Linked DNA regions of Homo sapiens: region 2 is linked to region 1. A link is an interaction called in ENCODE POLR2A ChIA-PET data of the cell type or tissue named here. Cell type or tissue: HepG2. All regions are shown on one strand.

The links. Peaks named below come from ENCODE experiments on the same cell type or tissue, not always from the same donor. Only the 100,000 strongest peaks of a DNase experiment are listed, where the experiment ranks them.
Region 2: POLR2A ChIA-PET joins it to region 1 with 5 read pairs; 2 of 35 experiments call an interaction of 5 or more read pairs at or near these places.

Annotation. Positions count from the first base shown.
Region 1 is chr20:37,244,671-37,249,670 of GRCh38, reverse strand. No RefSeq gene overlaps it. Among named protein-coding and RNA genes, the nearest start is that of GHRH, 15 kb to the left of the region's middle. In HepG2, no CTCF peak of the experiment used is centred here; a DNase peak (open chromatin) is centred at 1,904.
Region 2 is chr20:36,556,242-36,561,241 of GRCh38, reverse strand. All of the region lies in intron 2 of DLGAP4-AS1 (DLGAP4 antisense RNA 1), which reads left to right. Among named protein-coding and RNA genes, the nearest start is that of DLGAP4-AS1, 15 kb to the left of the region's middle. In HepG2, a CTCF peak has its summit at 4,537 (motif pointing left); a DNase peak (open chromatin) is centred at 4,551.

The sequences.
Region 1 (5,000 bases):
AGTAGAGACAGGTTTACGCCAGGTTGGCCAGGCTGGTCTTGAACTCCTGACCTCAGGTGATCCACCTGCCTCAGACTCCCAAAGTGCTGGGATTACAGGTGTGAGCCACCACCCCCAACCCAAATAGAGTTTTAAAGATTGAATTGGCTTTTGTTAGCAGTTCATGAACTGGGCAGCATCCTGAGGGGGACTCTGATAAGCTGAGTGGGAGTGGGCCTTACAGGCAAAAAGGGGCTAAAGAAGCAGAAACAGGGCACGAAAAGCAGATTGGTCATTTCAAAGTTACCTTCCTTCTGGGGTTAAAGCAGAGGGGACTTCCTGATTATGCAAGCTAAAGTAGACTGGACCCCTTCCTTTTTTTTTTTTTTTTTTTTTTTTTGAGACAGAGTCTTGCTTTGTCACCCAGGCTGGAGTGTGGTGGCATGATCTCAGCTCACTGCAACCTCTGCCTCCTGGGTTCAAGTAATTCTCCTGCCTCAGCCTCCCGAGTAGCTGGGATTACAGACATCTGCCACCACGCCTGGCTAATTTTTGTATTTTTAGTCGAGACAGGGTTTCACCATGTTGGCCAGCCTGGTCTCGTACTCCTGACCTCAGGTGATCCACCCGCCTCAGCCTCCCAAAGTGCTGGGATTACAGGCGTGAGCCACTGTGCCTGTCCCAACTGGACCCCTTCTGATTGGCTGCTGTGAATCTCATATTTCAGAAAACTGGACCATTTTAAAGTTCTGTTTGATGACATGGCACTTAGTATGTCATGGGTGACTCTATTCTGGTTGGGTCTGGTTTGTTGGGGCCCGCCTAGTGCAAGAGCTCAGTTCAAAACAGCGGCCTCCCATAAATGTTCTTTAACAAGGTCACAGTAAGGATTTGGATCCCAAACTTGGTGAGATGAAAGCCATGGTGGAGTTTAAGCAGAAGAATGACATGCTGTGACCTATGCTGAAAATCACTCTGAGAAATGGTCAAACTCTAGATACATTCTTAGGGCGGAAGCCATTTGCTGATAGACAGGGTGTAGGGATTGGAGAGAAGTCAAGAATGACTCCTGAGTTTTTGGCCCAAGGATGGAGGATGGGAGGATGGAGTTGCCACTTAGCAGCTTTGGGGGTTGGGGGAATATTAAGAGTTTAGGTTTGAATGTTGAGTGTGAGGTGCCTATGAAAGGTCCAAGTGAGGAAGTTGAGTAGGCACATGGCTGTACAGGTCCTAGTTCAGGAGAGAGTCCCCTGAGTTCAGGGGAGAGGTCTGGACAGCTGGTTTGGCTGGTAGTTGTCACCATTTAGACGGTCGGTCTTTAAAGTCAAAAGACTAGTTAGATTACTAAGGAAGAATATAGGAAGAGTAAAGTCCAGGGACTGATCCCCTGGAAACCCTACATTTAAAGTTTAGAAGAAGGCCGGGTGCAGTGGCTCACGCCTGTAATCCCAGCACTTTGGGAGGCCAAGGCAGGTGGATCACTTGAGGCCAGGAGTTCAAGACCAGCCTGGCCAACATGACGAAATCCTGTCTCTAGACTAAAAATACAAAAATTAGCCAGGCATGGTGGTGCACGCTTGTAATCCCAGCTACTCAGGAGGCTGAGGCAGGAGAATCACTTGAACCTGGGAGGCGGAGCTTGCAGTGAGCCAAAATCACACCACTGCACTCCAGCCTGGGCGACAGAGCAAGACTGTCTGAAAAAAAAAAAAAAAAAAAAGTTTTGAGGAAAGATGAGGAACCAGCAAAGGAGGCTGAGAAGTAGCAGGCAGTGAAGTAACAGGAAAACTCCTTCAAAGAAGAATCCCAGAAGCCAATGAAGAGTGTTTCTAGAAGAAAGGGGTGATCTGCTCTGCTAAATGCTGCTGATGGGACAAGTCAGTTTAGAACTGACCATGGAAGTGACCATGGAAGCCACTGATGACCTTGGCAAAGAGAAATCAGGTGTAGTGAAGGCCAAAGTCTGATTTGAGTGGGAGAAATGGGAGAAGAGGAATCAGAGCTGGTGAGTATAGATTTGGCTGTGCAATAGGGTGGCCCCTAGACATATGTGGCTAACGAACACTTGAAATGTAGCTGGTACAAACTGAGATGTACTTTAAGTATAAAATAAACACTGGATTTAGGCTGGGGCATGGTGGCTCATGCCTGCAATCCCAGCATTCTTGGGAAGCCAAGGAGGGAGGATCACTTGAGGATAGGAGCTCAAGACTAGCCTGGGCAACATAGCTCGACTCTGCCTCTACAAATAAAAATTCAAAAAAAATTAGCCAGGCGTGGTGACACACACCTGCAGTCCCAGCTACCTGGGAGGCTGAGGTGGGAGAATTGTTGAGCCCAGGAGTTTGAGGCTGCAGTGAACTATTATTGTACCACTGCACTCCAGCCTGGGCAACAGAGTGAGACTCTGTCTCCAAAAAAAGAATAAATAAAACAAAACACCCCACAGATTAAAGGTCCAAGTAGGAATCACTCAGATTTAATATGAAAAAATACAAAATACCTCAGTATTTTTATACTGATCACATATTAAAATGATATTTTAGATATATGGGTTAAATAAAATATATTAAAATTAATTTCACTTGTTTCTTTTTAACTTTTTTATCTTGGTTTCCAGAAAATGTAAAATCACCTATGTAGCTTGCTTTGTATTTCTATTGGACAGCGCTGGTAGAGATTATTTTTTTGAGAAATTTTGCTATAAAGGGAAGCAGAGAACTGGAGCCACTGACCCGAGGCTCCCGCATCAGTGATTACCCAACTCTTGCTATTCATGAGCCATTTTATCTGGGCCAAATATCGCCACACATCACCTGCCCTCTGCGTGCCTCTGATCAGAATCTGTGAACTTACTGGGGTGACTGAAATGTTCTATATTTCAATTTGGGTGGTGGTTATACCAGTGTTGTCACATATAAAAAATCATTGGGTTGTTCACTTAGGATCTGTGCATTTTGCTGTACGTAAATTAAACCTAAAAAAAACCTGACAACTGTGAAAAGTCTAGATGATGGGATGTCTGTTTTGATTTAAAAAGTGCAAAAAGAGGGGCCAGGTGCAGTGGCTCAAGTCTGTAATCCCAGCACTTTGGGAGGCCGAGGCGGGCGGATCATTTGAGGTCAGGAGTTTGAGAGAAGCCTGGGTAACATGGTGAAACCCCACCTCTACTAAAAATACAAACATTGGCTGGGTGTGGTGGCATGGGCCTGTAATCCCAGCTACTAGGGAGGCTGAGGCAAGAGAATCAACGTGAACCCAGGAGGTGGAGGTTGCAGTGAGCCAAGATGACGCCACTGTACTCCAGCCTGGGTGACCGAGCAAGACTCTGTCTCAAAAAAAAAAAAAAAAAAGTGCGAAAAGAATCACAGCATCTTAACATTGATGGAGTGAACAATCCCACCTCTCCATTTTGTAGCCTAAGACAGTGTCGTCAGGGAAGGAATGACCCAAGCTCGAAGGGCCTGGCAGCCAGGTCTCTGGTCTCCCAGCACCAGAACTATATAACCAACTCAGTTCCTTCCAGGGTAAAGACCACCTGCTCTCCCTGGGCGCCTGAGAAAAAAAACGTGAAGCCTGGGAAACCGTCTGCAGGGGGCCACTGAGGCGGCTCCACGGAGGAGACAATCAGAACAATGGGAGACAAAAGCCCCCTCGGAGGAAAAGGCTGGCCTTAGAGGGCAGGTGGCCCACTTCAACCAAGAGAGGCAGGCACAAAGGAAGGGGCTGTGAATGGGAGGCGCGCCCGGCCTGCCCCAAGACCCCCTCCTTCCTCCCAGACCCACCTGCTCATCTCTTTCCTTGGCCTATCCTGACAAAAGCAAAAGCCGAGGGCTCTTTCAACTTCCAATTAGTTTTTCAAATAAAATAACGACTGCTGGGACCTGCTGCTACTTGTGGTTTTGGAGGTGAATGCAATTATAGGGGAAAAACCACCATAGCAACAACTCCAGTGCTCCATACCATTAACCACGGCACGAATGGCGTCGGAGAGACTCCACTTGCCCCGCAGAGGAGCTGGGAGCTTCCCACTCCGGGGAGGGTCCTACTTAAGACGGAGTGCTATTTTTCTCCCTAAAGAAATGCTCTAATCAACGGGGGACTTGTCGCTTTTAATGATAATCTCTTCTGTTTGTATTAACTTAGAGTTCACAAAGAGGCTTCCCATCCATTACTTCATTTGTTCTCTACAACAGGCCCCTGAGGAAGGCAGGGCAGGGCACATTGGCCCAGCTGGATCCAACTAGAGGTCAGATTCAACTAGAGTCGCTCCAGGTTGGCAGGACGGGACTGATGGGGCGGGGAGGGAAGGCAACACTCTCTCGAAAAGGTTGCTTTAAGACTCCAGGCCCCTCAGGAAATGCTGGGGAGGAAATGAGGGAGCTGGGGTGTCGAGTAACTTGAACTAACAGGTGAATGTAGACCTGGTACAAACTGTTGACTGGGCTCCTGTTAACACCACCTGGGAAATAATAATGATGACAATATCTGCGCTATTGGGAGCAAACACTGACTCAATGCTAAGTGTCAGGCACTGTGGTATGTGTTGTGGCTGTGGCCTCCTCTAATCCCTATAAAACCCTCAGAGGTATGATCCCCATTTTTACTGATGGGAAACCAAGGCCCAGAGAGGTAAAGGTACAAAAGGACACACAGCTAATGGGGGAACTCGAAGCAGCTCTGACTCTAAAGCTGGCATGTCTTGTACTCCTCAGAGAAGGCCAGGCCCAGGCGCTACTGCAGCGAATCATTTGAGTGATGAATCCAGTGGATTTCATGAATTATAAGAGAGAGGCCTGCTGTCAGCTCTGGACTCCCAGACTGTCTTGGCTATAGCAACCAGGTTATTCCCCTGCAGCACTGCTCCAGCACTGAGAGCCGAGTCCCTTTAAGAGGCTTTGAGGCCAGGTGCAGTGGCTCCTGCCTGTAATCCTAGAACCTTGGGAGGTCGGGGAGATTGCTTGTGCTCAGGAGTATGAGACCAGCCTGGGCAACATTGCAAAATCCCATCTCTACCAAAA
Region 2 (5,000 bases), 690 kb after region 1:
CCTCAGCCTCCCAAGTATGCTGGGATTACAGGCATGTGCCACCATACCCAGCTAATTTTGTATTTTTGGTAGAGACAGGGTTTCACCATGTTGGCCAGGCTGGTCTCGAACTCCTGACCTCAGGTGATCCACCCACCTTGGCTTCCCGAAGTGTTGGGATTACAGGTGTGAGCCACTGCGCCCGGCCGTGTGTGTGTATTTCATATGAGAAAGACTAGTTTCTGTAGTAAGTCAAATTAACAGAGAATATTTATGTTTTCCATGGAATGGCAGGAAGCACCAAAGAGAAATCTGTCCTTTTTGGTTGAGGACAAAGCATATGTCCATGCAAAATATTTGTATATGAATATTCATAGTAGCCTTATTCATAATGGCCCCAAACTATAAGCAACCCAAATGTTTATCAACTGGTAAAAGGGTAAATTGGTTGTATTCTGTCTATACAGTGGAATATTTCTCGGCAATCAGAGCTATAGTTGCACACAATAACATAGGCCAGTCTCACAAATATTATGCTAAGCGAAAGAAGCCAGACACAAAATAATAAATATTGTGTGACCCATTCATATAAAATTCTAGAAAAGCCAAAGAAATTTATAGAAAGTAAATCAGTGGTTTCCTGGGTTGAGGGATGGGAGAAGGGCTTGACTTAAAGAGGGGCATAAAGGAATATTTGCCAAAACTAATTTTATTAAGCCAATGGAGTGGGCACATTATATGGGTTTTCTTTTTTTTTTCTTTTCTTTTTTTGAGAAGGAATCTTACTCTGTCGTCAGAGCTGGAATGCAGTGGCGGGATCTGGGCTCACTGCAACCTCCTCCTCCCAGGCTCAAGTGATTCTCCTGCCTCAGCTTCCCGAGTAGCTGGGATTACAGGTGCATGCCACCACGCCTGGCTAATTTTTTGTATTTTTAGTAGACATGGGGTTTCACCATGTTGGCCAGGCTGGTCTCGAACTCCTGACCTTGTGATTCATCCGCCTCAGCCTCCCAGATTGCTGGGATTACAGGCATGAGCCACTGCGCCCAGCTCTTTTTTTTTTTTTTCCTATTATTTATTATTTTTATTTTTGAGACAGAGTCTCGCTCTGTCACCCAGGCTGGAGTGTAGTGGTGCAGTCTTGGCTCACTGCAGCCTCTGCCTCCTGGGTTCAAACAATTCTCATGCCTCAGCCTCCCAAGTAGCTGGGATTACAGGCACATGCCACCACACCCAGCTAATTTTTGTATTTTTAGTAGAGACAGGGTTTCACCATGTTGGCCAGGCTGGTCTCAAACCCCTGACCTCAGGTGATCTGCCTGCCTCAGCCTCCCAAAGTGCTGGGATTACAGGTGTAAGCCACTGTGGCCGGCCAGGTTTTCTTGTTTTTAAAAAATTATTTTTAGTTTTGACACAGAGTCTCTGTTGCCCAGGCTGGAGTTCAGTGGCGCGATCCCCGCTCACTATAGCCTCAACCTCCCAGGCTCAAGGAATTCTGCCTCAGCCTCCCAAGTAGCTGGGACTACAGGCATGCACTAACATGCCAGGCTTTTTTTTTTTTTTTTTTTTTTTTTTGAGACGGGGTCTTGCTCTGTCATCCAGGCTGGGGTGCAGTGGTGCGATTTTGGCTCATTGCCACCTCTGCCTCCCGGGTTCAAGTGATTGTCCTGTCTCAGCCTCCCGAGTAGCTGGGATTACAGACACGCGCCAGCATGCTCGGCTAATTTTTGTATTTTTAGTAGAGATGGGGTTTCACCATATTGGCTAGGCTGGTCTCCAACTCCTGACCCCAAATGATCTGCCCGCCTTGGCCTCCCAAGTGTGAGCCACCACGCCCAGCCTCATTTTTCGTTCTCAAAGGTGAGGAGTACTTATGATTCTGTTTCTGAGGGTCTCCATCCTTAGAGCAGGAGAAATATTGGAGGTTTTTGGCCGGGGTAGTGATGTGGTCAGACGGCCTTGGAACGCGCAACCCGAAATGGCCCTGTGGAGGGTGGAGGAGAGGGTCAGGAAGGCCAATTAAGAGGCCATTGCAGGTCATGTAGTTACATGCTTGAAATTTATGCATTTTTCCATACATGAATTATGCTTCAAGTTTTGTCTTTTTTTTTTTTTGAGACGGAGTCTTTCTCTGTTGCCCAGGCTGGAGTGCAGTGGCGTGATCTCGGCTCACTGCAAGCTCCACCTCCCAGGTTCATGCCATTCTCCTGCCTCAGCCTCCCGAGTAGCTGGGACTACAGGCGCTCGTCACCACGCCCGGCTAATTTTTTGTATTTTTAGTAGAGACAGGGTTTCACTGTGTTAGCCGGGATGGTCTTGATCTCCTGAGCTCATTATCCACCCGCCTCGGCCTCCCAAAGTGCTAGGATTACAGGCGTGAGCCACCGCGCCCAGCCTGTTATTGTTTTTTTTTGGAGAGTAGAGTTTTACCATGTTGCCCAGGCTTGTCTTGAACTCCTGAGCTTAAGGGATTGCCTGCCTTGGCCTACCAAAGTGCTGGGATTACAGGCGTGAGCCACCGCGCCCAGCCCATGCTTCAATTTTTTAAAAAAGACTATCACAGCTGAGCACGGTGGTGGCTGCCTGTAATCCCAGGAACTCAGGAGGCTGAGGTCGGAAGATCACTTGAGGCTAGGAGTTTGAGACCAGCCCCGGCAACGTGGCAAGACTCCATCTTTATTTAGAAAAAAAAAAAAGTGAAAATCACAGTGCTCCATGTAAATAAAGTTTAAAGCTCAGATCAAGGGGTTCTGGGCCCAGTGGGAACAGTATGACAAGTCTGGTGACTTGAGTAGGATTCTGGCTTAGAGCTTTCCAGAGTTTGAAGAGGGGTTGGGTGAAGGTAGGGGCCGACATGGGGAGAAAATCAAGTCACACTTGAGAACTGAAGGTAGAAATGTCTGAATGAGACTTAGAGCCCTTGCCGAATGAATAAACTGACTCCGTAGCTCTGGGGGTCCTGCTAGGAAGGGGAGCCAAGTGAAGGCCTGACACCCATCCTTAAGTGTTGTGGCTCGGAGAACTGGGACGGCCCTCGTGGACCACTTGGGGAAGGCATGAAGGGTCTCTGCGGGAGGAAGTCATTTCTTTATATTCCCTCCCTCCCTCAGATACTCTCCTTATCTGTTTGTCTCTTCTCACAGATATGACTGGGGCTGGGGGTACAGTGTCCCAGTGACAACGATCTGACCCACCTGTCTTTGAATCTGGTTCTGATGTTCCCTAGCGGTATGATTGAGCCTGGATAGGTTGCATTGCCTCTTTGAGCCTCTATTTCCTCATCTGTTAAGTGGGGATGATATCCAGTTTGCTGGCATAAGACTCACTTACCCTTTTCCCCCTTTCTAAAAAATGCCTTCTGCAATTTAATTTTAATTTTAATTTTTGTTTTTGTTGTTTTTTGGAGACACAGTCTCGCTCTGTCACCCAGGTTGGACTGCAGTGGCACAATCTCAGCTCACTGCAGCCTGGACCTCCCAGACTCAGATGATCCTCCCACTTTAGCCTCCTTAGTAGCTGGGACTACAGGCATGCACCTTCATGTCAGATTAATTTTTGTATTTTTTGTAGAGATGGGGTGTTGCCATGTTGCCCAGACTGGTCTTGAACTCCTGTGCTCAAGTGATCCGCCTACCTTGGTCTCCCAAACTGCTGGCATTGCAGCTGTGAGCCGCCTTGCCTGGCCTATTCTGCAGCTTCCCTGCCGTCTTTTTTTTTTTGAGACGGAGTTTTGCTTTTGTTGTCCAGTGCAATGGCGTGGTCTCGGCTCACTGCAACCTCCACCTCCCGGGTTCAAGCGATTCTCCTGCCTCAGCATCCCAATTAGCTGGGATTACAGGCATAGGCCACCACACCTGGCTAATTTTTTGTATTTAGTAGAGATGGGGTTTCACCATGTTAGTCAGGCTGACCTTGAACTCCTGACCTTAGGTGATCCACCCGCCTCAGCCTCCCAAAGTGCTGGGATTACAGACATGCACCACCGCGCCTGGCCTTTTTTTTTGAGACTGAGTCTTGCTCTGTTGCCCGGGCACTCCACTCACTGCAACCTCTGCCTCCCAGGTTCAAGTGATTCTCTTGTCTCAGCCTCCCTAGTAGCTGGGATTACAGGAGCCTGCCACCATGCCCAGCTAATTTTTGTATTTTTAGTAGAGACGGGATTTCACCATGTTGGCCAAGTTGGTCTGGAACTCATGACCTCAAGTGATCCGCCCACCCCAGCTTCCCAAAGTGCTGGGATTACAGGTGTGAGCCACCATGGCCAGCCTTCCTTACCATCTTATAACATGCCCATATTGTGGATGGAAGAGAATGGTGCAAAGTGGGGCCCTTGGGCACCCCAATATAACATGCCCATATTGTGGATGGAAGAGAACGAGTTAGGCTCTTGAGGGCTTCATAGGCCTGGGGCTGCTGGTCCCTTGAGATTGCTTTCTAGCATCTTGCAGTTTGGGGGACCTTACAGGTGCCAAAGAGGCCATCCGTTGTCTGGGAAAGCAGACGGGGCCAGGAATTCTGAGCATCGCGGCCCAAATTCGCTGGGTGACCTTCGTCGTCCCCTAGTGGTGAAGTGTGGCAACATCATATCCGGCAGGAATGGGTTTTGTGGCTTTGTGCCAGATTTTGTTGACTTTTGCTGCAGGTGCTGGGTAGGAATTCCCTCAGTATATTTTTTGCACTGTGGCTTGCTTTTTAGTTGCTGTTATTTGCTTGGGTGCAGTTCTCGTATTTGCTTTTACACCATTATATTTATTGAATGGGGCTTCAGTTGCCAGCAAATCCTGTGTGTTTTGTTACTATATACATGTTGAGCATCCCTGATCTGAAAATCCAAAGTCTGAAATTCTCCAAAATTTGAAACGTTTTGAGCACCAACATGACGCCACGAGTGGAATATTCCATAATTCACCATGTGTGACGGGTCACAGTCAAAACTTTGTATTGTGCACAGAATGATTAAAAATATTGTATGCCAGCCTGGGCAACATGATGAAACCCCGTGTCTACAAAAAATACAAGAA